Regions from separate parts of the Mus musculus genome. Here region 2 is linked to region 1. The links are chromatin loops, found by intact Hi-C in ENCODE. Cell type or tissue: left cerebral cortex. All regions are shown on one strand. Links, peaks and the distances in the headings refer to the core of each region. The heading gives the core; the rest is flanking DNA. Region 1 overlaps Fam207a (family with sequence similarity 207, member A). Region 2 holds the start of Gm51791.

What was found. A loop is a pair of places that touch in the nucleus more often than their neighbours do. Peaks named below come from ENCODE experiments on the same cell type or tissue, not always from the same donor. Only the 100,000 strongest peaks of a DNase experiment are listed, where the experiment ranks them.
Region 2: it touches region 1 in a loop (1.9-fold over the local background); 4 of 42 quality-filtered maps call a loop at or near these places.

What each region holds. Positions count from the first base shown.
Region 1 is chr10:77,477,645-77,492,785 of GRCm38, reverse strand. Fam207a (family with sequence similarity 207, member A) reads left to right here. Exons shown (of 6, transcript NM_133998.3): 5 at 2,720-2,788; 6 at 4,313-6,131. The coding sequence ends at 4,436. Among named protein-coding and RNA genes, the nearest start is that of Gm35983, 15 kb to the right of the region's middle. In left cerebral cortex, for the core only: no CTCF peak of the experiment used is centred there; a DNase peak (open chromatin) is centred at 8,318.
Region 2 is chr10:77,428,778-77,443,918 of GRCm38, reverse strand. It overlaps Gm51791, which reads left to right and starts at 11,623. Exons shown (of 1, transcript XM_030245426.1): 1 at 11,623-12,182. The coding sequence starts at 11,623. The coding sequence ends at 12,054. In left cerebral cortex, for the core only: no CTCF peak of the experiment used is centred there; DNase peaks (open chromatin) are centred at 9,024 and 9,411; H3K4me3 peaks cover 887 bases; H3K27ac peaks cover 1,621 bases.

The DNA of each region.
Region 1 (15,141 bases), core at 3,402-11,401:
TATAAACTGAAGTCAGCAAATTAAATAGCAATTAAAAAAAAAGATTTATTTATATGTAAGTATACCGTAGCTGTTTTCAGACAGGGCATCTGACCTCATTACAAATGGTTTTGAGCCATCATGTGGCTGCTGGGGTTTGAACTCAGGGCCTTCGGAAGAGCAGTCAGTGCTCTTAACTCTTGCGCGCGCTCGACTGGCCAGGAAGAACGACGCTGCAACAGGATCCTTCTGCACACGTTTATTGGGAGAGCTTGATTGTAGAGGCGAAAAGACCCTGAGCCCAGAACTGGTGCTGCTTTTATAGGCCTAGGAGAGGCGTGTCTCACACCCGGATTGGTTATGCACTAAGCCTCATTTGCATGTTCCTCATCTGATTGGCTACTCTCTCTCAGTACCTTACAGAACCTCATTATCATACCTCATTTGCATGTCTCATATCTGATTGGTTATACTCTCAGTACCTTACAGAACCTCATTATCATACCTCATTTGCATGTCTCACATCTGATTGGTTATACTCTCAGTACCTTACAGAACCTCATTATCATGCCTGGGCCAGGCAGTGTCTTTGCAAAAAACTTTACTGCATATGTACACATTGGTTGTTTGTCCAAACTTATGCGTGGTGGCCAGCAGTAGTCAGTGCCACTCTGCAACAGCACATGTGGCTTCCCACACTTAACTGCTGAGCCATCTCTCCAGCCCCTCAAACAGCAATTTTTAAATCAAGGATTCTAAAACCCACAGTGCAAAGACACCTTGATCCTGGCATGAAGGACGATAAAACACATCACAAGCGTTTGTCTCCACAGTGACACCATTGTGCTTCTCTGGGAGCCAGAAGCTTTGTGCAGGGAGAACGCTGCCATTCCTCCATGTAACTCTCTCACCTCTGAGCTGAGGTGTCAGGCATGCTGTGCAAAATCAGGACCAGGACTGCAGTAAAAGTACATGATGCAGCTCAGACGAGCTCTGAAGACATCCTGAATGGTTTTGCGTTTGGTTCTGGATTTATTTTTGGCTGTTGTATGTTTGGAAATCTGCCGTTTTTAAATTTTTCAGTTATGAAACACCACATGGGGTTTGTGCTCTAGGAAGTCCCACCGTCTGCTTGTGGAAGAACTTCACAGAGTCAGGCTGTGTTCTTGCTTCCAGTGTCTGAGTTCAGGATCTCTGTGTGCCCATGCGTAGAGTCCTATAAGACCTGGGCTACTGCCACCATACTCAGCAGCCCTGAACTGCATTTAGAGAGACTTTCCCCATCGTACAGCCAGTGGACCTGAGAGCGCTCACTAGCTAGGTCACCTGAGGCAGTGGGCCTCTGCAGGAGGAACAGGCTGGAGGCCCTGGCTACTACCGTGTGGGTGCTTCTTCTTTACTCTGCGGATTCTGGAACCCTGGAAGGGCAGAGCAAACAGGCCTGAGATTACTATCCTAACAGCCTGGGGGCAGGAAAGGGTGGCACGAAACCTGGCAGTCCTTCCCTAGGCAGGGACCTGAGGCCAGGGTGTGAGAAGTCACTGAGAAGACACAAAAGCACGGCTCATTCATATTTGAAAAGGAACATGAATAGATCTGGAGTCTAAATTAGGTGTTGGCCCAGGACACAGTGGGGGCTTTTGGCCCTTCCTCTGGCTGCCTCCCGTTCTGGGCTTCTCTTTGAGCATGACATCTCTGAAATCATCTTGTCAGGTGGTGGGCTCTGGGTTCTTCCTCTCTGTCCAGGTCCCGTGCTGCTGGCTGGGGCTGCCTCTCCCTTTCAGATATTGGTCCAGGCTCCCCAGGATGTTGTAGGAATGTTCTTTTTTTTTTTTTTTTTTTAAAGATTTATTTATTTTTATTACATGTAAGTACACTGTAGCTGTCTTCAGACACTCCAGAAGAGGGAGTCAGATTTCATTCCGGATGGTTGTGAGCCACCATGTGGTTGCTGGGATTTGAACTTCGGACCTTCGGAAGAGCAGTCGGGTGCTCTTACCCACTGAGCCATCTCACCAGCCCTGTAGGAATGTTCTTGGCATGACCTGCAGCCATCAGAAATGACCTTAGGAGATGCTGCCTGGCACTGAGTCCTAGGCCCTCAGACTAACTGCCCCCCATCCCACCCTCAGCCATACCTAGTGTAGTGGCTTGGAAGGTCTGAGAATCTGTCATGACACTCCCCTCTGGTGGTCAGCGGGCACCACACTCTTGCCCTAGAAGGTCCCTTGGTGCACGTTGGCATCTGGAGGCAGCATGGGTTGGTGCCTGGCTCCTAGGGTCGCACTGGAATGGTATGTACCACATACCGCTAGTAGTGTAGCTTCCTCTTCTCTTGTCAAAAGTGAGAGGACAGATGTCAGGAAGTGCTGTCTGGTTTTAGAAAAAGGTTCTGCCCTGGCAGTGGAGTTGAGGGTCTAGGGCAGGCTGCCGCCTAGAGGGCTTGTTCTCCACTCAGCTTGGTCAGGTGGCAGACTCGGGGTACAAAAGTGATGTGTTTTCCTGAGGTGATAGACCTTTCTATATCACACAGGAACCTTAGGGAGTGAGACAAGATCCTGGATACTGTGGTTATTAACTCTAGATCTGGTAGCCAGGTGACACCGCTCATCTAGATTCAGTCTCCACAGCCAATGTACAGTGTGGACTCTTGAACTCCTGATGCTGTAGACACTAGGGGCCACAGAATAAATTCTCTGGTGAAATGTATCAGACTCACTTGGACTCTCTGTATCCACAGCAGGGTGACCAGCAAGCCCCGGCCAGTGGAGCTCAGCCGAATGACCACAGTACAGAGGCAGCAGCTTCTGTGAGTATAGCCCTGCCCCACAGGGCCTTCTTCCTGATATCCTGATCTGCACTCCCACCCCGACCTCCAGCCCCCTCCCACTTCTACACCTCCTCTCTCTTAGCTTGGCTTCTGACTACAGGTGGGAGACATTTTTTGGGAACCAAAAACTTTGCTGTCCTGTAGTTAGGCCTTGGGCGCCTATCTGAAGTTCCTCCATGGAGAGGTGATGCTATCTAGTGTGAGAACTTCCTTTCCCCAGTCTCCAGGGTGGTGGCTGGGAGCTCTGCCCCTCGTCCATCAGCGGTGTTGCCCTGTTGACTGCCTGACACTCTTCTCAGATGTGAGCCTGGGCATGAGATTCTTGCCTCTGCTCTTAAGCCTCTGTCGACTTAGCTTCAATGCTGTGCTGTCTTCGGGGGAGCCTGAGGCAGCCTGGATATCACCTGTGCAGGGTGGTTATTTTGTTTGTATACAACCTCTGTTAGTTTTTAGTGTTGTGTTCTGTGTCAATAGTGTATAGATTCAGTAAGGTCTTTTTAATGATTACTTTTGATTTTGGAAATCAGTATAGAATTTTACAGCCTAAACTGTCTTCCCAGTACTGGGAATTCTACCCAGACCCCCATTCATTCTGGGTTCTACTGCTGAGGTATAGCCTGTCTCCTGTGTTTGTTTGGTTTTAGGTTTTTGTTTTTAATTTTTGTTTTTTGAGACAGGGTTTCTTTGTGTAGCCATGACTGTCCTAGAACTTGCTCTATAGACCAGGCTGGCCTCAAACTCACAGAGATCCACTTGCCTCTGCCTCCTGAGTGCTGGGATTAAAGGTGTGCATTACCACCTGGCTCTTGATTTTGCTTTTTTGAGATAGGTTCTTACTAAATCTAGTCTTGTAGTTCTTACTCAGTTTAGTCTTGAACTCTCTCTGACTGAGTCAGGCAGCAGGTAGAGAAAAAGAGAATGAGCCGGGTGTGGGTTTTGAAACCTCAAACCCACCCCCAGTGACATACCTATTCCAACAAGGCCACACCTCCTAATCCTTCCCAAATAGTTCCACTAACTGAGGACCAAAAATTCAAATCTAGGAGCCTGTGAGACATTGCCTTCTCTGCTGACTCTCATTGTGTCTTTAGGCTCTACTGAAGTAGCCATGCTGAGTTAGAGAAAGGGTAAGAGGACCTGACAGCCTAGGCTCTTATGTATCTGAGAGGCCCCCAAGCTGCCTGTGTCCGTAGCTGCCCCATTGCTCACAGCTCTAGTGCACATCTATTTTGGGCTCATTTGGGAGAAAGGCACCTCTTACATAAAGCAACTGCCACTGCTCCCTGATCATCAGCTTGTGCCTTGGCAGCAGCCCCTAGCAAATCCCTCTTAGACCTACTGGTAGGGCGACCCCACGGGTGGTTGGTGTGTGCTCGGCAGCCTGTGTGCCCTGGTACTGCACTCGTGGGTGCTCTGGGCCTCTGCTGTCTGCTCCAGTGTTAGGTGGATGGATCCTGGGGTTTCTGTTCTCCCCATGCTGACCTCTGCTTTCCTCACTTTCAGTGAAGAAGAAAGGACCCGGTTTCAGAAGCTGCTGGCCAGCCCAACCTACAGAGCCAGTCCCCTGCTGGCCATCGGGCAGCAGCTGGCACACCAGATGCAGCTGGAAGGTGGCAAACAGCTCTGACCAAGGACAGTGTGTGCCATGAGATCTAGAGGACTCACACGTGGCCGGAGGTGCCGGCAGCTCTTGAATCCCATCCTGTACCTTCATGGCCAACTAGCCAGCCTTGAGACCTAGGGAAGGCGAGCTAGAGCTGCCGGTGAGGACAAATAAAATGACTTAGGGACTGTGGCTTCCATAGCCTGAGGACCATCTGTGGCTTTACTTCCCACTTCAAGACAGCCACCCTGCTGACCCTGGAACAAGCCCAGGGTCCCCAGCTAGGGGCCAGAGTTGGGGTGGTTGCTCTTGTGGGGATCTGCAAGGGCTGCACCAGTGTGAAACTAGAGGCCTGCTAAGTCGCTCGGTCCCTCTGGCCTCAGCACTCCTTCCCAGCTGTTTGGGATCCTGGTCCCAGCAGGGCCCTCTGCCAGCCACCTTGTTTCTCGAACTGTTTGCCTTCAGCCAAGCCGCAGCTTCTTGTGGCTCTGACCTCTCTCAGCCCAGGTTACTCACTGCCTTTCCCTGCCCTGCTGTGACCAGAGAAGCAGATGGTCCCGCCTGGAGGCAGAACAGCCCAGCCCAGGAGCCTCTTGGTTGGGTGGCAAGAAAGACCTGTGTTAGACACTAGTGAGTTCTCAGAGTAGCACCCACAGGCCCCACAGCTCATATGGACCCATGCTCCACCTTATATCTGGGCGTGCCTGTGGCACTACTCACCCTCCCACCCCCTTACCCTCTGACAGTGCTCCCAAGCCTTTTACAAGGGTGGTCCACATACTCATGGCTCCTTGGCCCTGTGAGTGGAGAGCAGGCAGAACAGGTGAGCCCCCTAGGCCTGTATGGACACCCAGGGCACTTGGTGAATGGAAGTGGGTAAGACTGAATAGGCCTAAACTGGGTGAGACAGAGGCAGGCAGATCTCCAAGTACAAGGTCAGCCTGGTCTACAGATGGAGTTCTAGGACAGCCAGAGCTACACAGAGAAACCTTGTCTTTAATTAATTTAATTAATTAATTAAAATAGTGAATTGGCCTGGACACAGACTCAAGTTCCCTTCGTCAGAGGCCATTTCAGCAGACTGCTGAGACACTGCAGCTACCTTGCTTGGGGGGCAGGACAGGCTCTCATTAAGAGAGCCTAAACCTACCTGTGGTGCAAGCGCCGTCCAGTGTGCCTGGCACAGCTTAGGAAGTTTCCACCTTCCTTGTGTTGTGTGTATTAAGATTTCTATGATGTGGCTTCAAGCAACTCTGGTCTGGCCATGGCGAGCACCTTTTCAGTATGCCTCTGCTGGGGAACGTAGGCCCACCCTTCAGGGTCCTACTTGGGAGAGCATTCCACAGGCCAGCTTCATGTACGGGTCAGTTACAGCAGGTCAGGGGGTCACACCAACCGAGGACACTAACGTGCAGTGAGCAGGAGAGGAGCCAAGCAGACATCACTGGGACTACCTCAGAATCTGTGCAAAATGTGGTCCGACGTAAGTTATGTGTCTAAGGCTTGGCAGAGCTGCACAGCTGGCCAGAGGCTAGACACTGGGCAGGCAGGGCTCGCCCCTTCTCACCTGAGACAAAGCGTGTGTTCTCATGTGGACGGACACAGGAAGCAGATCCCAAGAAAGTGGTCCTCTGCTGGTCGGTGGGAGTTTGCTGGATTTGTGTATCTCCTGATCTTTATAGAATAAACACGAGTCACATGGTTTCTGTGAAACGTGCAGTCCCCTGGCTTTCCTGACTTGAAAGTTAGATAGCAAATGAAATGATCACGGGGCACAGCAGTACCTGGTTCCTCCCTCACAAGGTGGATCTTGGCTTCTCTGAATACCCTCTCAGGGCACATCCCACTCTGCACTGGGCTGCCACCAAGGAAGCATGAGGGTAGGCAGACAGTAGGGACAGGAGGCAGCTCTGCCATGGCCCTGAGGCTGTTTGCTGAGCTGGGGGGAAGGGCAGCTGTGGGGAACCCACTGGATCTGGAGCTTGCCTGTCCCAGGAGACAGTGGCTCTGTTGGGAGGAAGGGACCAGTGAGGTTATGTCTTTGGGAGCCTGTCCTTGTATGGGACATTTGAGTCCTCTGATTTTCAGTCGCATGAACTGAGTATTGCTCTGTGGTGTGATGTCATCACCATGGGGCCACGCCAGCAGGGACAGATCTCTCCCCAGGTATTTCTACAAAGCATGCTCAGGACAGGAAGGAAAGTTGGTGGCCTCAGAGCATAGGACTCTCAGCTAAGCGATTGTCCCCATTGAGCCCAGACCTGAGCATGGAGTTTCTTCTGTCCTAAGCAGAACTGGGCCTGTCAGCCCCACTCTTACTGGGGTGTGTGGTAGTTGGGAGGGAGGCCATCCAGAGCCCTGGGGATTGGGACTCTTAAGGGACCTCTCAGCTGCCAGTCACATGACCTCAGTCTCCTCTCCCCCTTACATCTCCACTCTGGTGTTCCTAGCTGCCAGCCTGCTAAAACACAGCCCCCTGAGCCTGCGCAGACCACACAGCTTATCCTTGTTCACTGGGATAAATTAAAGCTGGCCTTTGATTCAGATGAAAATACAGTAAATCAATGCATGGAGCTCCCCACTCGGGTTTCCTCTGCTCCAGCAGCCTTAGATACTTGGAGGAATAGGAGTCTCCCAGGGCTTGGTACTGCTCTGAGAGTTTAGAACCACGTTGGAGTGACCAAACAGCGGGGTGGTGGGAGCCTCTTTCCAACCAGGTGACATAATGAACCGGTCTGGAGACTGGATGCTCACAGCCCCGCCCCACACTGCTCCTCTCTGCTCTGATCCCAGGATTTAGGGGTGTGGAGGGGAGAGGAAAATGTGTTTGCTTGCATCCATGCGCTCAGAACAGTCACGCTAGACTTAGGGCCCTCTGACCTGAACATATTTCTTGTTGTTGAGACAGGGTCTTACTATGTAGCCCAGGTTGGCCTCAAACTTGTGGCAAACCTCCTGCCTCAGCTTATCAACCCTTGGGATCGCATGAGTGTCCCACCTGACTCTGTATTCTCAACTACATCTGCAAAGACTCCATTTCCAAGTTTGCCCAAACTCTTGACCCTTCTGAGAGTGTGAGGTCTCTCAGAATGGGAAATTGGTCTTAGCATCTCGGCACCTGGGTTTTTAGCAATTCTCTCTCTGAGGTGGGCAGTCCTTAGAACCATACTGGGTTGAGAGGAGAGGTCTTGGGTGAGATGACAGTGATACTGGAGAGCCAGGGGCCTGGGGGAAGGACACAGCAGTTGGAGGGTACAGCTGCGTGTCGCACACACATCTATGCAGTGTGCCCTTTATTCTAGAGTAGTTATTCATTTTCCCACGGTCTGTAAGCCATGGGCAGTGCCCTGTCATCAGATGAATGAATGATGGCATGAATGAATGAATGATGGAATAAATTAATAGAGGGCGCTTTACCTTTCAGACGGCTCACAGACCCCCTCTGCTCAGGGACTTCCCTTTCCTGCTGCCTGGGCCATGGGCACCCTACTTTTGGAGGGAACTGGGGGTTTTCCAGCAAGAGGGGCTGCACATAAGCTGGGAAGGAAAGGAGCAGGCTATGGGCGCGTGCTGCAGCTGACATTCCTCGGGTTCCTGACTGTGGTAAACTGTAGAGTAGCCACCCCACCCACCACAGGCTGGAATTGTAAACTACTGGCTGCCCTCAGCAGACAACTGTACCCATCAGGGCCATCAGGCCAAGCACTACAGCCCGAGACATTTGGTCAGGCTAAGCGAAGAACGAGCCTCCCGGAGGCTTGACCTGGATGGCGGGTGCTGGGGTGTGTGAGACACAGGCATGTGCACGGCTCCCAGGCTGTGCGGCAGCCCAGGCTGACATCTCATAGGCTTCTGTGCTGCTTAGAAGCCAAGTGTTAAATAAACACCAGGCGCGTTTCTTCTGGAATGTTCCTCGAACATTGATAACATCTCCATGAGACCCTGGGAGGTGCTGGCTGATGCCCAGGCCTGGTCCACATGTGGCTCCCGAACATGGCCTGGCAGCTATGGGCAGGGAGGGGCCCCAGCCTCTGGTTCTCAGCCACCCCCGTGGCCCGTTTCCAGAGAGCACTATCAGCGTGTGCTTCCAGGATGTTATGCAGCCGGCTGGCTCTGGTGATAGCAGGCAGGCCTCTGAATTCTCTTTGAAGTCACTTGTGGGTGCCTGGGCTGAGCCCTGGCCCTGAGACCACCTACTCTATTTATTTAAAAAACATTTTTATTTTATGTGGATGGGTGTTTTGCCTGCATGCATGCATATCTGTGCATCAGGTGGATGCTTGGTGCCTGTGGAGTTCAGAAGAATGTGACAGATCCCCTGGAGCTAGGGTTATTGACGGTTTTGAGCCACAGTGTGGTTGCTGGGAGTTGAACCCAGGTCCTTTGCAAGAACAGCCAGTGTACTTCACAAATGAGCCATCCCTCCAGCCCCAACACCTGCCTTATTTTAAATAGAGCCCCAGCTCATGTGTTTTTTCTTCCAAATCTGTTAAGATAATGTAGTTACAGGATCATTGAGGTGTGGATTTAATCTGCCTCAAGATTAAGAATGCCACAACAGGGGGCTGGAGAGATGGCTCAGCAGGCAAGAGCACTGAATACTCTTCTAGAGTTTCTTACTGGCCCCCAGAACCAGAGGCCTGGCAGTGTCTGTCATTCCTCTGGAGTATGAGTGGCCTCCATGTCTGTGTAGTCAGTCCATGCCATCTGGAAGAGAAGGCCACAACAGGGGGAAACTGAGGTTCCCCATCTTAGCTTCTGCCCTGTGTTCTCAGGAACACGGGCATAGGCTGGGCCTGTGGGAAGGAGCAGCGTCCATATTCCCTTTGGAGTGTCTCTGCACATGGCCTGTAGTTCAGTCACCAGCTTTTCTGTCTGTCCTTCTGTCTGTCCTCAGGGCCTGTTCTTCCCTTGAGGACTCACCTCTAACTGTCCAAAGCATTCCACTTTCTGCCCAGCTTCATCTATGGACAGCTCTTCCCAGGTTTTCTGGGTGTGAACGAAGCCCAGCTCCAAGGGCAGAAAGAGCACAGGGCAGTCTGTAAGATATGGAGGCTGAGCAGCTGCACTTGAGACTCCAGTCAGGAGGGCAGGTGGTTGACCAGAGCCTGGGTCCTGTACTCTTCTGCCTCCTAGGGACAGGACACTGGTCCATGATATTCACATGGCAAACAGGCTGTGATGAGATGCAGTCCACCCAGGAATTCCAAGGAAGCCAGCAATTCCATTGGCCATCTACAAGCTGCTTATGCACCACACATACATCTGGTGCCCAAAATGCAGCGTGGTCTGTCAATGAGAAATCTGGAGAGCTGCCCACTGTTGCCCACAGCCTGGATACCTGTCCTGTTCTTCTCATACTAGAGCATCTGCCAGTGCCGCAACGCTCATATTCACGCAGTCTAGGCAGGAATGAACTGGGCAGAGGGGAAATGGTCAGAGGGCCAGGAAACGCTGTGATGTCCCCTTGTGATGGCTTTCTCAGAGATTCACCAACAATGTCCACCTGTTCCCCACTAGCCAAGGCTGGGTTACACATGCTTCCTAGATTAATGGAGGTTGGGTAACTGGGAGAGCTGAGGGGAAGGACGTCCTATCCACAGAGACTATCCTGTCCTCTACTCTGGGGAGAAGCTACCCAGCCTCTCATAATTTGTCCTTGGCCACAAACACCCAGGAGACTGGAGTTGGACCTATCAAAGGATTCTAATCTTCCTAAAGGTCCAATCCTAGATGCCAGGAAGGGACTATTCACTTGAGCCAAGACCACCAATTGTCACCACCCCAAAGCCCAGAAGATACAGGAGGCACTCACTGGCCATGTCTATCACAGTGTACTGACTGGTTTTGTGTGTCAACTTGACACAAGCTGGAGTTATCACAGAGAAAGGAGCCTCCCTTGAGGAAATGCCTCCATGAGATCCAGCTGTAAGGCATTTTCTCAATTAGTGATCAATTAGGGTGGGAGGACCCATTTCGAGTGGTGCCATCCCTTGGTTGTTAGTCCTGGACTTTATAAGAAAGCAAGATGAGCAAGCCAGGGGGAGCAAGTCAGTAAGCAGCACCCCTCCATGGCTTCTGCGTCAGCTCCTGCCTCCAAATTCCTACCCTGTGCGAGTTCCTGTCCTGACTTCCTTTGGCGATGAACAACAATGTGGAAGTGTAAGCTGAATAAACCCTTTCCTCCCCAACTTGCTTCTTGGTCATGATGTTTGTGCAGGAATAGAAACCCTGACTAAGACACATAGGAACCTGATTTCCTGACTTGTGGGGTTTTAAACAGCCTTTGGGGGACATTCCCACCTCACTCTGGTGCCTGCTGACATCATGGGAAATGAGGGGGTAGGATGGAAAGATGCCTCAGGTGTGGTAGAGTCAGGTGGAAGAAGACACCACAGCTGGGAGGAAATGGAAAGTTCAGAGGATTCTGAATAGGGCATGAAGTTAGGGGCCCAGGGTACCTGGCTTTGACTAGCCAGGCCTACATCCTGTATTTCCCAACCCTCCTGGTGGTCAGGAGGTTCAAGGAATCCCTAGAGCCCTAGCTTGTAGAGACCAGATCCCCAAGAATATCACTTGGTGGTCACAGCCCATCTAAGTATGAGGCTTCCCCAGGAGTTGTCCACACCTGCTGGTCTCAAACTACACTGATTGTAAGCCCCAGTGCCTGGTCTGACTGTCCCTAGTGAGAGAGCCAGACCCTGGCAAGACTTGTTTTACATCTGCTGAAGCTCACAGACTGGCTGGGCAAGTGGGCAGGAGGTGTCCAGCAGGAACAGTGGCTGTCACGGGGTTGTCTTAGAAGCTGTGGGGAGAATGCCACTCTATCAATATAACTGTGTCCCCGTCATGATCCAGACTGAAGGGTAGAAGTCCAAAGGCAAGTTGCTCTAGCAACAAGAGATGCTAGCTGAGTATGGCCCATGTTGCTTTTGGCTAGGCCACACAACTAGAAGGTGAATGGGGAGGTGATCTAACCCTGCCGAGCCTTTGAGGCCTGGGGCTGTGGGGCTCTTGTCCCTGGGATGGGTGTCATAGTGATCTGCTCCAGATCACCCCCCCCCCAAAGAGATGTCTACCAGCTTGGAGGAACAAGTAGTCCATCATGGGGCTCAGAGCTGACCCAGGCCTGACTTCTGGAACTCTTAGGCAGGGGACGCCTTTCTCGTGCCGTCTCCATTCTCAGGTGCTCAAAGACTGTCAGGTGACTCCAAGGCTCCCATACACCTGAAGTGGAAAAGAGGAAGCCTTGCCCTGGCCCTTGTCTTGGGCAGGTCCCGTTTCTCTCCCATCTTGGGTTTCTGACTCAGGGTTGAACCTGGAACCCAGGGCTGGCCTGGTTTGGGGGGGGGTTGTCTTGGCCAGGGCACAGGTGGCTAGGATTGCTGGATTGGGATGAGCTGTGCTGTAGAAGATGCCATGGGCTCCTTGAGACCCCAGTGTCTCCTCCCTCTGCTAAATTCTAGCTGGTTCAACTTCGATGCCCCAGCCTCTAGCAAGGACTCAGCTGCTTGCTGGCCCTGCTGCTCAGCCAGAGACCACTGGACATACTGACTCTCAGGTCTCCTAGAGGAGGGGTGACACGCCATCCTAGGGCTGCAGGAGAAGGCATTTCTTCGAGGGGCCCTGGAAGCCCAGTCTGTTCCATTGATCTCTGCTAGGCTCACTTCGAGACCTGGTGTGGCTCTAGGGCCCTAATGTCTGCCTCTAGAGTGCTCAGACACCAGAATCACCAGCATCGATCCTAGGCCTGTCTCCCAGCTCTCTAGGACTGATACCCAGCCATAGTATCTTCAGGGGCCAGACCATTGGTTGTATCTGCCCAAACTGAGAGCCACAGATCACCATCCTGCAGACTCTCACCAGGGACGAATATGCAGATTTAGAGACTGATTCAGGAGGGACATAGGGTGATGTGACCAGCAGTTGGGTGACTTGGGTGGGGAGTCCCCTGCTTTCAGCCCTGATACACGCAGCTCAGCTCTGAGAGGACAGTGTCTGCCCAGGTCTGTTTTCCTGAGGAGCCTCGCAGGGCTGAGTCTGCAATGAGGCAGCCTGGGCCTAGGCCCCCCCTCAGCAATCCTCAAAGGTCTGCAGCCCAACTCTAGGTCTCCTCCACTCCAGGCCTTCCTGTATTTTCCTGCTGTCCCTGTGAGGGCCTGTCAGGTCATCCCTTTGACTACAGGGACACTATCTGGCTTCCTGAACTTCCTGAAGTCCTCCAAGGCCATCTTATCCAAGGAGCCTTTCCTGCTGCCTGGTGGAAGATCTCTGCATCCCCTTCTGGGTATGTGGGTATTTTATTCTCCCTCCCTAAGACTGTCAACTAAGAGTGTCCCTGAACCCCAGAGGACAGAGACATCTTTCAAGACCTATGCCTCTACCCCCTTTTCCTGCATTTCTGTGTGAACAAGGGCTCTCTATGTAGGTATATCTCTTTTTGCAGTAAACTTGGCCCACAGTCCCTGGTCTGTGATTATCTGGGCATGAAGTCTAGGCAGACCACCTTCGAGGCATATGCTACCTGGGTATCCAAGAGATCTTGTGTCTGTCAAATTCCTTTGAGTCACTGTTCATTTATGACTACTGCTAACAGCATCACTATGTCTAGAGCTCGCTATGAAAAAACAGCCAGCCAGCATTCTTCATGGAGGCTGAGCTAAGACACTGCTGGCTGCTCACACAAAGATCATGTGCGCCAGCTGAGGGTTCTTGACCCATGGCCAGGCTGGCTTTCTTGATTATCTTTCTACGTTTCCCCTTCAGACATTTCTGCCTCACCAGCATGAAGTCTTGAGGCTTCCTGGAATCCTCAGGTCGATACCTGTCAAACAGCAGCCACCTAAATGAAGGTGTGTGTGTGTGTGTGTGTGTGTGTGTGTGCCCACACTACAACATCCTCAGGAACAGAGAGCCATGTGGTGTGTGCAGCATGAGCATTTAAATGAGTATGTATGTTCTTAGGGCAAACCCGCACATACTCCCAGGTATCCTGTAGGCATTTGCTTCCAAACACATCCTCCATCCGAAGAGCGATGAAACCTGTTATTCGTAATTGCATAGCATTTTTATCACGCAGAGATGTGGACTTCCACTGAATTCTGCTCTGGGGCCTGTTGAGAAAACCATATGTTCTATTATTATTTTTCCTGTTGGCAGGGTGAGTAGGTTATTAATTTTTCTTGTGCTTCAGGGCCTTGAGTTCCCAGTGTCTCCAGCCGAGCACTGGGAATTCCCTTCCACGCGCATCTTTCGCTAGCATCCTCAGGATCCAACCCACTCAGATGTGACCTGCGGCCTTTTGTTCCTGTGGGACGTTTCCAGGATGCAGGTGCTCCTCCTGGGTTTGTGTCCGGTCAGGGCTGAGGAGAGGGGATATGTATGAACTCATGGCTTGCTAGCAGGGAAGGCATACCATATTCCAGCCTCTGCCTAGCCCCAGGCTGGGGGTTCTCTGAGGTTGGACTCTGCTTTAGTCCAGGCCCTGGGACGAGCCTTGAGGGCCTGTCTTCTCACCCCAGAAACATCAAACCCGGTCCCAACTGATCACATCTGGATCAAAACCAGTCCCACTGTGAACTACCTACTTCATCCATTCCAGGCCCCCTGGGTTCTGCAGAGCCCAGCTCGTGCACAGGCAATACTAGCCTAATAGAAGAGCACCTGCCAGACTTCCATATCTCGTGCTGGACCACCATACCCAGCCACCATCCTGATCTGGATTTCACACAAGTGTGATGAACTAACTGTCTCTTAGTCTTTTTTAATTTATTATGCTTTCAAAAACTATTTTATATTTTATTATTTTTCTTACATCTATCTAATATTCAATTTTAATTCATTTTTTAATTCGCTCCTGTTCTCTTCCTCATATCTATTTCTCCTCTCTAGCTGAACAGCAGCCTGCATTCACCACACCCTGCTTTTTGATTGTGGGACCAGCTATTTTAAGTGTCTGCAGCCTTGACCACACACCACCATGATAGACCACAACCTGTAAACGTGAACCAAAGTAAACCTATTCTCCCTTGAGTTTGGTTTTGTCAGGGTGTTTTCCTACAACGGGAGTAGAAACCGAGACCAGTGCTGGGTGTACTGCTATGGGGCTGTTGTATAGTTTGAGATCAGTTATTGTGATACCTTTGATTGCTGTATGTTAAGGTTTGCTAGACCCATGCAGAGCCTCTTTCGCTTCCATAGAAAAGGAAATGTATAATTGCTTTGCTAGTCCTGGGAGAGTTGTCATGGAGATTTTGAAGTGGGTTATGTAAAAATTGTCTCCAGTTTAAAATTTTTTTAAATAGTTTGTTTATTTATTTTATGTATGTAAGTGCATGGTAGCTGTCTCCAGATATACCAGAAGAGGGCATTGGATCCCATTACAGACAGTTGTGAGCCACTATATAGTTGCTGGGAATTGAACTCAGGACCTCTGGAAGAACAGCCATTGTTCTTAACCACTGAGCCATCTCTCCAGTCCCATTTCATTTGTTTTTGTGTAGGTATTTATTGTTTCTTCCTGTCGACAGTTTTTGGGTTGAGACTGTTCTTGTTTTTCTGGGACCTTGAAATACACCATTGGGTTATTTATTTGAGATCATTCTGAATTAAAAAAAAAAAAAAAGAATAAGTCACTCATAGTTTGAAACTTCCTCTCAGAACCTCCTCAATGCACTCCAGAAGTTATGGTAAATCTGCTTTTGTTTTCGTTCGACTCTAGGGACTTTTA
Region 2 (15,141 bases), core at 4,608-12,607, 50 kb after region 1:
AGAAAGGAAACACCTGAAATAGATTCCCATCCCTACAGGTTGTATCTATTTGCAAGAAGTCCTTAGCCAGGAGAATTCCATACTCAGTAGCTGCAGTTTTGAAAGTTTATTTGGGGCCCTCCATGCAGAAAGTGTATTATCAACTAGGAAGGTGATGGTCATGCTTGCAAACTGAATCAGTCAGTGTATGTGTGGTGTGTGTTCATGTGTGTACAGGTATGCACATGTGTGTAGGTGCACATGCATGCATGTGGAATCAAAAAGTATATTATCAACTAAGAAGGTGATGATCACACTTGCAAACTGAATCTGCCAGTGTATGTGTTACCACATGTGTTCATGTGTGTACAGGTATAGACGTGTGTGTAGGTTTGTATAGATACACATATGTGTATGTGGAATATGGAGGACAGGCTCAGGCATCATTCCTCAGGCTTTGCCCTGGCCTAGAACATGGCCCCTGAGATCCCAGGATCTGGATGTTTCTGGCTCTCCAGGGCTGCGATTACAAACACTCACAACCATGCCTAACTTTTCTATGTTGGTTCTGGGAGTCAGACTCACTGCCCTAAACTAGCTTGCAGAATAAACATTGTGCCAACAGCACCATCTCTCAATCCCAAATTCCATTGGTTGATTGATTGATCACCGATTGATTGATTTATGATTGATTGATTGATCAGGATCTCCCACCAAATGTCTTCCAGGTTTATGGTCACTTTAAGGTGGGGGGTAGTTAGTTATCTTCTCCTTCCTGTAAAAACCTCTCCATTTCCAGATACAGAAGAGGGTGTGAGGTCTGCCCATCTCACCCCTTGAGTTCATTTTTAGGCCTCGGCATAACCAAATGGGCAGGACTTGGGTGTGTTTTGCTGGGAGCAGAGGCGCCAGGCCATCTGGTGGACATTAGTCTATGGGCTTCTTGGTCGAGGTAACTTTCACGTCATTTTAGTACAAACAGAAAATACAGTATTCTATTACAAAAGAACTTAGGAAAATGAATGTGGTCAGGACAAAGTTGCACAGAGGTCAAAAACTTTTTAAAAAAACATTTAAAAAAACCACATTGGAAGAAAACAGGAAATTTTCTTAAAAAAAAAAAAGCCATTGGGAGGTATACGACACTTCCATAAACTCTCTTTGGCAAAATAGAAATATCCATATAGCATTTAAATTAATTGTGGTTGAGAAGGACTCACGCCTACATCCAATGAGTGATTTTTAAAACCAGAATAAATTATGCAGGGGTCAAAGAAATGGTGTTTAGCTGAGAAACAGAATGGCAAAATGGTAGGCACCCTGGATCAGGGCAGCGCTGATGGTGTTGGCTGCTCCAACACCATGGTAGAGCGCCTCCCTGTGGGCAAGACAGCCCCCTCACCAACCAATCGGCTGTGTCTGTGTGCACACAACCATTCCAAGCATCTGTTAACTATTACATTCCCTCAGAGGAGGTGGCAGGGAGTGTGGTCCATTGGACTCTCAGCTGAGCTTCCAGCTGGCCTGAGTCTTGTGTACAGTTCTGCCTGAACTGCATGGGGCCTCCAGGAGGAACTGAAGTACATAAGGTTGGAGAAGGTTAACTGGGAGGGAGTGGGGTTTAACAACGGACTTCACCTCTACAGCTGTGGGGAAGTCTTCCATGCTGGGAGAGACTTTCTGGGGGTACAGCCCTTTTGGGGGGTCACCCATGCTCCTGTAAGTAACCCCTTACCCTTGCTTTGTAACCAAGTCCAATAAACTCATGGGCTCCCGAGTTGGACTTTGGTGGGATCAGACTTTGGTTTTCAGTCAGGAAGAGGGCAGGCAAGCTCAGAGCATCTGAATAGAGGGGTTGAGGGGCAGTTGTTTTAGAGAAGGATCATGAGCTAGGCAGAACCTTGAGCTGCAAATCTGTTTTTGACTAGCCGGCTGACTGGGCTCCCTCAGCTGAGGGGTGTTGAAGGCTGGCACGAACTCCAGTTGTCATTGACACCTGCTAACACATTCTCTGGTTGACCTTTAGTGGGTGGGGTGTCTGGCTTCACTTTGGAGACTCAGAGGTTTAATTTCCTTATTTTCTTTCAAGTTTCTCTATTGCTAAAAACAACAACAACAACAACAACCTATACATGCTCATGGAAAAGCAAAACGGCTGATAAAGGTCAGGTTATGGATCCGGAAATACCTCATATACACGTGTGTGGCAGTGTGAAGCTTTGGGAGCCACTGGGTGAACTTAGCTCTTGTGGCTTTGCCAAGTTCAAAGAGAGACACTCTGTCCTGGAAGCTACTGAGGCGCCTCAGGTGCTGAGTCTCTGGAGCACTGTTAAGGCTTGCTGATGTCCCGAGGTCAGGGAGGCTTGTTGTTCTTGAGCCAGCTGTGGGCTGTGTCCAGCGATCAGCCAGCAGACCTTGAGTAGGAGAGCAGTTGACTCCAGAAGGGCTCACAGCATCCTGCTCCGCCCCCTGGTAGCAGGCTTGCAACAGCTGGAAGCCCTAGCCATTAGTGGGCAAAACCAACTAAGCCTCAAGTGCCTGGGTTCTTGCCTCCCTCCCCTGTGCATTGATTCGACTCTGCAGTGAGCATAGTCCTCTGGGCTCCAGCCATGGTGCATTTTTGTGTGTATTTGTTTTAACACCCTCCCCTAACACACCCAGCAAACTGGGATTGCCCTTCTCAGCCTCTGTCCTTAAACAGTGCAGAGTGAGCGCCGCTTCAGTTTTGTGGCCAGAGCGGCTAGAGAAGTGTTATTCCCGGACACTGGGCTTTGGCGTGGTATTTGTTCCAAACACCCTGTCATTACGGCTGCTTTCCCAGCAGCCATTGATGCACGCGGCTCTGGTCAAGCGCTTCTCAGATATACTATGTTTTTTTGTCCATCCTGGGATCGAGACTGGAGTGCCTGTGCCAGACCTGCCACCGTGGTTACAGAACATTCTGTCCTGGGATGTCAAAATACATGGCAAGTGCTCAGAGAGGTTAAGCTCAGACTCAGTCAGATGTGTTCAGCAAAGAGCCCAGAGTTGAGAGTAAACTCCTCCGTACCCCCTCCCGCACTGCAACAGAGTCAGGAGCAGCCATGAGGCAAGACTCTGGGGGTTAGCTGTCCTAGTGGCTGAGCAAAGATGTGGGATAGAATTCTGCTCATATTGCAGAAATTTTTTAAAAATCCCTTTTGGCATATGCTTTACATACTTACTATGGGAAAATAAAATTAATGAGCAAAACGAAAGTGACTCTACCCTACTGCACAAGTAACTGTTCATAGATCTGTGCTCATAAGGGGCCCCAAGCTGGCGCCCTGGACCCTGGGTACAACCTCGCCTCATGGATGGCACTTCCCACTGCACACAACTGCTATGCTGTTAGCAGGTTTCTGCTAAGTGTCGGTTTCCTGGAGTCTTTCCCTGAGTTGCACAGAGCACCCTGGCCAGAGCACGTGGCTGTCCTTAAGTAATACTTTGTTGCTGACAACTTAGGTCTTCAGACTTGGGTCATGAAAACAGCATTGCCAATGTATTTTTTGGGGGGAGGTGTGCATCTCGGGTTACAGTCTCAGGGTACTTCCTAAGCTGCGGGAACAAAGGACAAGACCCATGTCCTCCACTCCCCACTGGAATGATGGTCTTTCTAGTTTTTGTTTCTCTGTTTTTGTATTATAATATATTTATTTGCAGTATTGCTGACTTGATTGCTCTCAAAGCTAGTCAAGACATTAACCCTTTGTTTCCCACATCTCTACCCTTTATTTCTCACACCTGCTGCAAATATTCACACACACACACACACGTACACACACATGAACACATACAGTTCCCCACCACTCACGCATACATACATGTTCATGCACACACACACAGTTCCTTACCACACATGCATATACACATACATACATACACTGTTCTCTATCACACATGCACATGTGTGTGTGCACTTGTGCATGCCCCTCTGCTTGTTATTCCATCTTGTTCATTTGTGCCTTTCCTTCCATTGTGACCTGTGTCTTTGTCCCCGGTGCTTATGGTCAGGGTGTCACATCCCTGCATGCTCACACCTCTGTGTTAGCTTTCTTATGCTGTTCTGTAAAAGGCAGGGTTCCTTCCTGGTGGGAGGGGACCCTCATAGCAGGTGGGGGTGCATGCAAATGACTTTCTCAAGTCAGGCTTCAGGGAGAGCAGACATGCTTTGCTGTGTGAAGAATAGCCTAGGTGTGGTTTGTGTGTGCCTGTTAGTACCACAAGTGTGAGGCTGGCCTTGGCCCAACCATCCATAGCTACAACACCTTCTTCATCTGTAAACCTTCTCACTGGTAAGAATGACCTCCATACTGCTGACTTCTGAGGGCAATTTTGAGTGGTTAGTGCATGAAGCCACATGAAGTTCTTACTGCAACCTCTGGCAGAGTGAGTGGGACCCAAGTGTCATTAAGTGGGATGTAACCTGAGCTCTAAGGAGCCATGCGGCTGATTAATTGCATATAATCAAGAGTTAGTGTTTTATAAGTTCTCCAACTCATTAGGTCCATTAGGCTTTGACAAGACACCACTCAAATACAATAGCACATGCCGATTGCCCTTTGATAACCAGTGTTCCTCCGAGACCTAACCCTTGAACAGCATCTCAAGTTGTGGGGTGAGCAACGCCTTGGACTGGCAACTTCCTGGTCCTCCTGGTGGGAAAATGATTGACAAGGTTCTGTTCTGAGAAAGGAGAAGCCTAGAAGGAAACAGAAGGCCTCCAGAGACTACTAAGTGTACAGATGCCCTTTGGATGCCAACTTGGCTCTGCAGCCTGGAGTGGTAATGGACCAAGGCTTTAAGTAACTGCAACAGACACAGGCAGATCTTGCCTAGGAACTTCCAGACTCAGCCATGTTTTGAAGTGAGCATATCCCCTTGGCTGAGACAGACATATCTTTTAAATTTTTTTTCAGGGTGGAAAGTTTGTGTAGTGGTTAAGAGTATTTTCTGGGGCTGGAGAGATGGCTCAGTAGTTAAAAGCACCAACTGCCCTTCTAGAGGTCCTGAGTTCAAATCCCAGCAACCACAAGGTGGCTTACAACCATCTATAATGGGCATCTGAATCCCTCTTCTGGTGTGTCTGAAGACAGCTACAGTGTACTCACATATATGAAATAAATATGGCCAGAAGTGGGGCCAGAGCGAGCAGGGCCGGGGGGGGGGGGTGGGGGGTGGGATGGGTGGGGAGAGTATTTTCTGTTCTTCCAGAAGACCCAAGTTCAGTTCCTAGCCCCCATGTCAAGAGGCTCACAACTGCTTGTAACTCCAGCTCCAGAGGATCTGATGGCATTTTCTGGTCTCCATAGGTACTTCACATATGCACACATACCAGCACTCCCATACACACCTTTGCTTCTGAAACATATGGATATGGAGGCTGAAGCAAGAGGATCTCTGCCTCAGGACCAGCTCAGGCTATGTGGCAAACTCCCTCTCACCCCCATCTTGGGGGGAAAACAAACTGACAGGAGGTCAGCTATTGCTGGGTTTGTCGTCTTGAAGAAGACAGAGTATACATTCCCATTCAGGGTGGCCCTCAGAACTCAATTGACTGGGCAGACCCATACCCTTGAAAAACAGCTATTTCACTCAGCCTACTGACTACCAAAATACCCTAGATAATGTCTAAGCAGCTCCCTGAATGTCAAGCTTAATAATGGAAATCAACCAGCAAGACAGCTAGCTGCCCACAGACCTCCTGTCTGGTTGGCTTCTGGCCCCCAAAACATACAAATACAAAGTGAATGGCTGCTTCCCCTCCCCACGCTAAACTCCTTTCCTTAGGAGCTTACCACCAGCCCTGCCCTGAGTCCCTCTCCCTGCCTTGACCCTTACTAGCCCAAGGGTGTGTCTTGTCTGCTCCACCAGCTAAAGACCATACTTCCCAGGGTCAGAGAAAGAATTCTTGCTGTCTTTGTTAGTGTTTAACTGCTGTAAACACACACCATGACCAGGGAAACTTATAAAAGACATTTAATTGGTGCTGGCTTACAGGCTCAGAGGTTCAGTCCATTATCATCATGCATGGCAGTGTCCAGGCAGGGATGGGGCTGGAAGAGCTAAGATTTTCACCTCTTGTTCTGAAGGCAGCTAGTAGAAGACTGACTTGCAGGCAGCTAGGCTGAGGGTATTAAAGCCCATGCCCATAGTGACATACCTACTTCAACAAAGCCACATATACTCCAACAAGGTCACACCTCCTAAATAGTGCCACTCTCTGGGTCAAACATATACAAACCATCACACTTGCTGACAGGGTGTGAAGTGGGATCCCACTTCTGTTCAAGGGAACATTCCATCTCCATCTTCCAGTTATGTTTCTTCCTCATGGTCTACAAGAGCAAGAGCAGACTTTATTCCCTAGATGGACTTTATTCCCATCAGCCACCCTGGAGGCAGGGTCACAGTCTTCTGCCAGCCATATTGGTGCTCATTTGTTGAATGAGTGCATTATGAGTTGTAAATGCAGGGTGAAGAAGTAGTGTACATATTCTTCTTTGCTTTGGGGGACAGAGAGGTGACTCTCTTGCAGCTTGGCGTGTGTTTCTGAGATCTCTGGGAGCTTAGAATGGAGGAAATCTTGGGAGAGGGGACACTTATCACCATTTTTTTCTATGCTGGTCAGTGTTCAATCCAACAATAACACATTCAAGAAAATTAAAATCTTTATAACTAAACAAACAACAAAGAAAATGGGCCCCCAACAAAATGTCCTGACTGGCAGTTCTAGATCCTGAAAGATGGGAGGGAGCTGAGGTGGACTCCTGGTGAAATCCAGCTTGGTGACTAGCTGCTACTCTCATAGCTTTCTGGGGAATGTAGAGAGTGGCCTGGGTAGAAACTTATCACTGGGACCAGATGCAGACCATCTAGGTCAGCTGAGTTCATCTCCAGGCAGCTTCTAAAGGAGATCAGCTGACAGCCACAAAGATGAGGTAACTTCAGGGCAGCCTGTCTCAGGTGATGACATTCTACCTGCCTCTCACTGAAAATGACCAACGCAGCAACCCTACAGTATAGGGTAGTGGAGTAGCAGGGAGGCAAGGTGTGCCTGTGCTGGTTTCTGACAGGGACAGGGAGCCAAGTAGGGATGCTAAGTAAGTATGCCAGGTAGGCATGAGGAGTGGGCATTGGGTCAGAGCCCTACAAAACTCTGTTGTGTCCAGTGTCAAAGCATTGAGTTCCACAGCAAGGAGACTGAAATTATGTAGGAACAGGCCCACGCCTGGGGTCTGATTAGGCCATTTATTCCTTTGCCCACAAACAAATATTCATATGCTTTGGGAAGATTATCCATCTCTCTCTTCCCTCATCAGGGATGCTTTGATGGGAGATTGGGCTGGGCTGCAATAAGATAGACATCACTTTAACTGGAACCTAAGACCTCAGGGCATGAAGCTTTCCCCGTGAGGGTCAGTGCGGAGCCAGGCAAGCCATTATCCAGGAGCTGTTGAATTTCCATGCTGAGCACATCAAGGCCAAGTTCTACTTTAGGTCAGAGGACAGTTTCTCATTCACAGAGGAAACTAGTCAGCCTGGGTCCTCTGTCTTCAGAGACTTTGGGGCCTGAGGAGATTGCTCTGAGATAAGAGAACATGGAGATGAGATGACCAAAGGACTTCACTGACAACTCTGATAAAGTAGCAAGGATCATTCTTATGTCTTCTGAGTGACCACAAATAACCAAAAGAGATAAAATATACAACAATAGCTTCTGAGACCTGGCATCAAGACAAGGAAGGACAGACATTGCTGAGAGATGGTGACAGTCAAGGGACTCCCAAAGGGGTTTGCAGGCTGCCACGCAGGGAAGGGAATGTAGGTTTGCCCAATGTAAGGGTCTCCACACCATTGTGAGGGGTGTAAGAGCGACCTAAGGCCTCTGTGCCCAGCTTTATAGCCTTGTGAGGGAACAAGGACACTGTCTACATAAAAACCACACAGACCACATACACCCGCCAGCAGCACCCTCAGACACAGAGCTAGAGTAGGGCAACAGAGTGGAATCTGATCCTGGGGCCTTACAGTGTCCGTGTCCAAGAATCGAGGAGAGTCTGAGGCACCTCCCCTGACCCCCCGGAGACAGAGATTCTTTGTGTAGCCTTGGCTGTCCCGAAACTTGCTCTGTAGTCCAGGCTGGCCTTGAACTCAGAGATCCCTTCTGCCTCTGCCCCTCTGCCCCCTGCCCTCTGCCTGCTGAGATTAAAGGCGTGCACTACCACTGCCTGATGAAAGACTCCTTCTTAAGCCCTACCTCCTGCTCCTGAATTGGGCTCTCTCCTGGAGGCAAAGGCTGCCCTGGCAGAGACATAACAGGCCACGAGGTTCTCTAGGCCCTGAACATCATGCCTAGTGGCTTCTCCTTCTGCACTGGCCTCAAATCAGAAAGGAAGGTCATTTGGACATTTTGTCCTGGAGTCCATCTATTTATCTGGCATCACTGGCCAGCCTGTAACCAGCCAGCCTGAGGGGAGCACGATGGGGCCAGATCTGTGGTGATCATCAGCTGTGAAGGCTGTGCAGGGGAATTTGCTCTCTGATCCCAATATTCTCGGGCCCACTCTGGACCACCCACAAGAATGTCTTTCCCAAATGCAGAAGATGATCCACCCAGCAGTGTGCAGAGTCCTTACAGGCCAGGGACAGAAAGCACAGGCTAGAAAAACTCATTGTCTCTGCAAGGTCCACAGCTCCCAAAGGACCAAAGAGCCCATCTGACAGCTATGACAGAAACATCACACCGGGTGGGTCCGCTGGCTGTGGGTAACAAGCTGAGGGGACAGACTTGGACAGGGTCAGGCTCAGCAGCGTGTCCAGAGGCTGTGCAGCCAGGTGTAGTGCCACTGCTCCCAGATGCTCAGAGAGCCCTCCAGCAGACGAAGACAAGCTGTGGCTTCTGTCCATTCCGTGAACAGAAGCTGCTGTGATGGGCAGGCACAGTATTTTTAGACCCAGCGAGCTGTTTGCCACGTGGTCTGGTGTCTGAGCGGGCAGCTCCAGGCGTGAGGAGCAAGTTGTGAACAGTCACACTGGTCCACGCTCCCACAAACTGAGAGGTCTTTTAAGGAAATCCCTCCCCGTGGAGGGGCTGAGTCATCGGCTTCCATCTCTGGCTCCTTAAATAACCGGAATCTCAAATTAGCCATGAGGGGGGAAAAAAACAATCATGAAACTCTTTCTTTATTATAAAAAGGAAGACAAAAACCCAGGAGCTGACATGCAGGGCAGAGGCTGCTCCATTTGTCAGCATTAATCTCGCTTCCTGCACTCGCAGGAAGATTTCCTCTCTTCCTGGAAGGTGCGCTGGAGTTGGAGCAGAACGAGAGGAAACCGGGGAAGGAGCCTCAGCAACAGCCTGTCCGTCCCTGTCGCTGCCCCAGGAATCCTCAAGTGAAACAGTCTCCTAAACACTGGCTGGCAGGAGATGCAAATGGGAGGTATTTTTAGGGCATATTAAAGCACCCGAGCTGTAATTTGCAGACTGAAGCCTGCCCCTCCCCTCCTCGATGAAATCTATGGGAGATGTGGCTCCTGCTTTTAAAAACCTGGCTTTGGGAGTGACTTGGCTGTTCCACACAGGAGGGGAAAGTATGCTCATTGTGCATGCAAACAATACCACAGGCTACAAGACAATGCAGCAAGGGAAAAAAAAAAAAACAAAAAACAAAACAAAACAAAAAAACCCAAAACGTCACTCCTGGCCTTGCCTAGGAATTTTACCCATTCACAAGGGTGAGAGCTGGGTGTGGCCCAGTATCGACTATCAGAGGGAGACAGAGGGACAGGACCAAAGGTCTCCTTCAGTTCCAGAAGAGAAGCAATGGAGAGAAGCTAAAGGCCACTGCACATCACATCCATAGATCTTGCCATGACTCAGGAGGGTTACTCTGTGAGATCCTCAGAGACAGCCAGAAAACCGTGACAAGGTCTGCAAAGGTACCAGCTCACCAGTTCTTCCAGAGATGACCTTGGCCTTGGGTCAGAACAAGAGGGGAGAGATGGACTTGGGATAGAGAAGGGATCCAGAAACAGGCCAAGGGCACTGGGATCTACCTAGGACAAAGAGGATGTTGTGCATCTCTAGGGAAGAGTCCTTGGGGGTGTACTCTGAGCATGCGTGAGGAGATGAGACTGACCTCTTTCCCTCATACTTGGGATCGGATGTGAGACATGAATAAGTGTTGGGAGAAAGTGGGAGCCTTACCTGCACACAGGAAGTGGTGCTCTCACTGTGGCTCAAAGAAAGGGCCACAGACATGAGAGAAGACCCCTTTGAACAGCTTTTTAAAACGTGACAGGCTGGAGTGATGGCTCACTAGTTAAGAGCACCTGTTGCTTTTGCAGAAGACTCAGGTTCGGTGGCCAGCACCCACAGGGTGATTTATTCCCATCTGTAACTCCAGTTCCGGGGAATCTGATGTCCTCTTCTAGCTTCTGTAGGCACCAGACCCTCAAATAGCACACATGTATACCTGCAGGTAAAACATTCATACACATAAAAATAAAACAAAATAAATCTAAGAAAGCCATATATGAGTAGCCAGTCTTTTCAATACTAGCACTGGGGTGATAGTGCAGGAAGAGGCAGGCCTATCTCTGTGAGAGTTTGAGGCTAGCCTGGTCTACATAGTGAGTTCCAAGACAGCCTTGGCTATGTAGAAAGACCCCGTCTCAAACAAACAAACAAACAAACAAATATTAAAAAGAAAAGAAAACCATAAGTAACATAAAAAACAAAGTACCAGGAGGAAATATTTGTGATGTATGGGACAAGGTAGGAAGTCATAGAAATCTAGGACAAAGAGCAGAAGGGAAATGTAAAGGAAAGAGACAAGGAGATGTTGATATGAGCCATCAGCAGGAAGAGGTTCTCTCTTGTCAGTATTGCCTAGAAGGAGACAGAACATGAGGTGCTCAGAGTTCTGGAATGGAGCACTTCCCTGGTGGGTGGTGGGCAGCAGGCCGCTCCTGCAGCCCTGGGGCCCAGGTCTTGAACTGCTGTGGCTTGTGTGATGTCCTGGGATATCTCAGCCTACCTCTTGTTCCACTCTCCCATTAACTCTGTCCCTGGCTCAGTGCCCCTGCAGCACAGGTCCTGGCCAGGGCAGTGAAGTAAGAGCCTCAACAAGCAGTCCCATGGGTGCCTGAAAAGCAGGTCTACTTCAGCTCACAAACGAGACCACTATGGCCTAAATAGTCCAAAAAAGCATTGAAGTTTCTCCAGGACCAGAAAGGTGAGTTAAAGTAGCAAAGACCAATATAGAAGGTCAAATTGGGTGTGGTGGCATAGGTTTGTGTAATGACAGTTTAGGAGTTTTGGTTTCTTTAAAAAACATGGAAATATTATAAGAATATGTTTTCAATTTCATTCCAAGTGTGGGATACGGGGCTGCTTCAGATTGTCCACAGCAGCTGACTATGATTTGCCTCGGGCTCTAGTAGGGGCGTGATTTTACCACCTGAGGGTGGTTTGGACAGTTGTGTGACATTTGGAATTCTGGGGACTTTTCAGCACGAGGGTCCTAAAGTAGTGGTGTTTTGTGGGTTATCTTTGCAAATGGGCTCCACTGCCTAGCGCCCCATTACACCAAAGACCCATTGCACCTTGGTGAGCCTTGAAACACAGCAGCCATCTCTTCCAGTGGCTCACTTGTGGCTACCCATGACTACTATCCAGGATGCCTGGACTCCTCGTCCAGCAACAACTCTGGCAGAAGTGCCGCGTACCCAGGGGACACCGTGCTCCACTCTCCCCAGGTCTTCCCAAGGCTGACCCTGGCCACTGGTAGGCCAGCTTCTTTTTTGGGAAATCCACCCTCCCATTCATGGCCACAGTGTTGGAGTCGCCTGAGCACTCGGCAGAATCTCCCCAGGCCTCCAGAAGCCCAATCGCCTGTGGCCTGGCTCCTGAAACCATGTAGAAGCAGCCAGTCATCCATCCTGGCCAGACCAATACCAGGGCCCAGTCCTGACCTGTCGGCAAAAGCAGCCTGCCCAAGTTTAAGTGGTGCTAGGCCAGAGCCCACCTTCTCAATCCTCCCTGTAAACTAGGAAGGCTGAACAACAGACACCAACAGAAGCTGGAGAGAGTTCCCTCTTGGTTCACAGCACAGTTTTCCTGACCCCATAACTGTGTCTTGCACAAAGCAGAAAATAAACTCACAGCAGCCTCTCCCCACCAACCCCCCCCCTAAAAAATGCTAGAGCTCTGAGAATCTCCCCACGAGCCCCTCCAAAATGCTAAGGCTCTGAGAAGAGCTGGGTGGTTGATTGATTGTTGGCTGCTGTTGGTCATGGCTTTCTAAGCAGTTGTGTGCAAAGAAGAGGCAACAACAACAATAAGAAAAATAAGAAATTAGATATGCGGATGGTGAAGATCAAATTTGCCTTAAGAAATTCAATACCTTTCGTCAACAGTAAGTAGTTTAATGATGACATTGCCTCTTTTCCTACCCTTGACTTTTTTCAGGGATCTCTTTCCTTTGTCTTTATCCCTTTTTCTCTATTATCTAGTGTTAAGGGGCTGAAAGGGTGGAGAAAAGGGATGGAGAAGGGTGGAAGAAAGAAGAACCCACAAAATAACCATAGCAAACTACAGGATATTCATCTCAGCACTTAGGAGATGGAGGTCGGAAGGTCCAGGGCTCATGATCATCCTCGGCCACAGAGAATTCGAGAGCAGCATGGACTTTACAAGACAGACGCAAAAACAGTAGCAGAAAGTCAAACAGAAAAGCGTAAGATCAATATGCAAAATTGATTGCTTTTCTGCTATCAAGAAACAATTAGAAATGAATTTTAAGGGTGTCATTTACAGCATCAACAAGTGCATAAGATTCCCCAGGCTAACTAAAAGATGTGCAGAGCTTCAAAGGTTGGTACATTCTGTAGCCTTTGTCATGGCTCCCTGGCTGTCTCTGAGGCTCTCACACAGAGAGTAACTCCCATGACTCATGGCCATGATTCATGTGTGTGAGAGGCTCAGTGGCCTTTTATTTCTCTCCTTTGCTTTTCTCCTATGAAACTGAAGGAATCCATCAAATTGTCCCTCTGTGTCACACAGGGAGTTGGTCCTGGACCACACTCTGAAAACTGCCAAACAGCTGTGACAGTTTGAATGCACTTGGCCCAGGGAGTGGCACTATTAGAAGGTGTAGTCTTGTTTGAGTGGGTGTGGCCTTGCTGGAGTGAGTGTGGCCTTGTTGGAGTAGGTGTGCCACTGTGGGTATGGGCTTTAAGACCCTCCTCCTAGCTGCCTGGAAACCAGTCTTCTCCTACCAGCCTTCAGATGAAGATGTAGAACTCTCAGCTCCTCCTGTACCATGTCTACTTGGACGCTGCCATGCTACTGCCTTGATGATAATGAACTAAACCTCTGAACCTGTAAGCCAGTCCCAATTAAATGTTATCCTTTATAAGAGTTGCATTGGTCATGGTGTCTGTTCACAGCAGTAAAATCCAAAGATAATAGCAAAAAAAAAAAAAAAAAAAAAAAAAAAGGCAATCTAAGTCATCTGGGAGTGCAGTGGTATTTATGTCCATGTTCCTCCAACATTCCTATGCTACAATCTTAAGCCTCAAGGTAGTAGAATTAGGAGGAGATTTGAACTTGAGGATGGAGCCATCAATGGGGTTAGTGTCTGTATACAAGGGACGAAGAAGAGACAACTGAGAGCCACACAGCCCCCTTCTTCTACATAATGGCATAGCAGTGAAACAGAACACGGGCAGTCACTAGACAGGTCTGTAGTCTCCATGTCCTTAGACCTCCAGGTTCCTGTCATGCTTCTCCACAGGAGCCTGTGAAGCGAGGCTTTGGGTGGGCAGCCAAGAAGAGAAGGATCCTTGCTGGACTCCTGGGCTATTTCCATGTTGGCTTATTCCTGAAATGTCAAGTTGGTTTAACGTTTGAACCTCAGTCACCTAGATTCAGTCTTTTAATAAAGTAGAAACATTCAGGCATCCTTCCCAAGGCCGAAGAAAACAAGCTACAGAGTTCAGTATGTGGTTATGAGAAGAAAAAAAAAGCTCCTAGGAAATTAAGGGTAGGAAGAGACTTCCTTTATTTCATAGGAGACATCTTTCATTAGCCCCCTAACACACACATACATACACACTCACAAACACACACCCACAAACATACCCTACCCACATAGACACACCCACACATACATATAGCCCCCCACATACACCCCTATCCCCACACACTTTCACACACACGCCCCCACACCTGCACATACACACTCACATACACCTCCACACACTCACATACACACACACACACACACACATACACACATACCCCCATACACTTGAACATGCATGCTCATTCCACCACATGCATGCACACAACACACACACATATACCCCACACATTCTATGGTAACCATGAAGAGGATCATGGAGTGGAAGGCACAGTAGTCTTCAAGAAGTCTAATCATCTTGAAAAGGCTCCAGATCCAGTTGTCCTTATCAAAATTTCAGCAGGACCCGCTGTAGACACTGTCCAGTGGAATAAGGGCTAATTGGATGAGAAGGCCTCGGAACAACGCAGACAGGACTAGAAGATTTAGCAGTTTCATTTGTGTGTGAGGACTTGAGGCAGTGCAGTATTGGCCTGAAGAGAAAGAGATCAATGGGACCAAATGGGAGTGCAGGAATAGACCAGCGGCCGTGAGAAATTTCAGGAATGGCTTCCCTTGGCTGGAGGCCTGACTTGAATGGAGTTTTCTAGGGTAACAGCTGCTCTAGCTCTAGACTGGGGTTCTGATTCCAGTCTATATCTGTGAGGCACTACCACTGACTTAAGACGCCTGTGTTTATGTGAATTGTATGGTAATGAACTGAATTAGTGACTGGTGAGAAGAGGGTCTGGCAGCAGGGGTGGGAAGTGTGGGGTGCGGTGGGATAGTGGGGTGGGAGGGGTGGACAGAGCTGCAGTTTGCTGGGAAACAGGATCAGACAGAGAAGCTGGCTTTTCTGGTAAATGGACTGTGAGAAGGGAGACAGCTACAGCTCTGAGCTCTGTTGCTCTCTAGGAACAGGTCTCCTTGCGGAGCTCAAACCCTCCTTGTCTCATAGATCTGTGACATGCTACTGGGCAGTCTGTCATTAAGCATCATGGCAGGGATTTGAGCC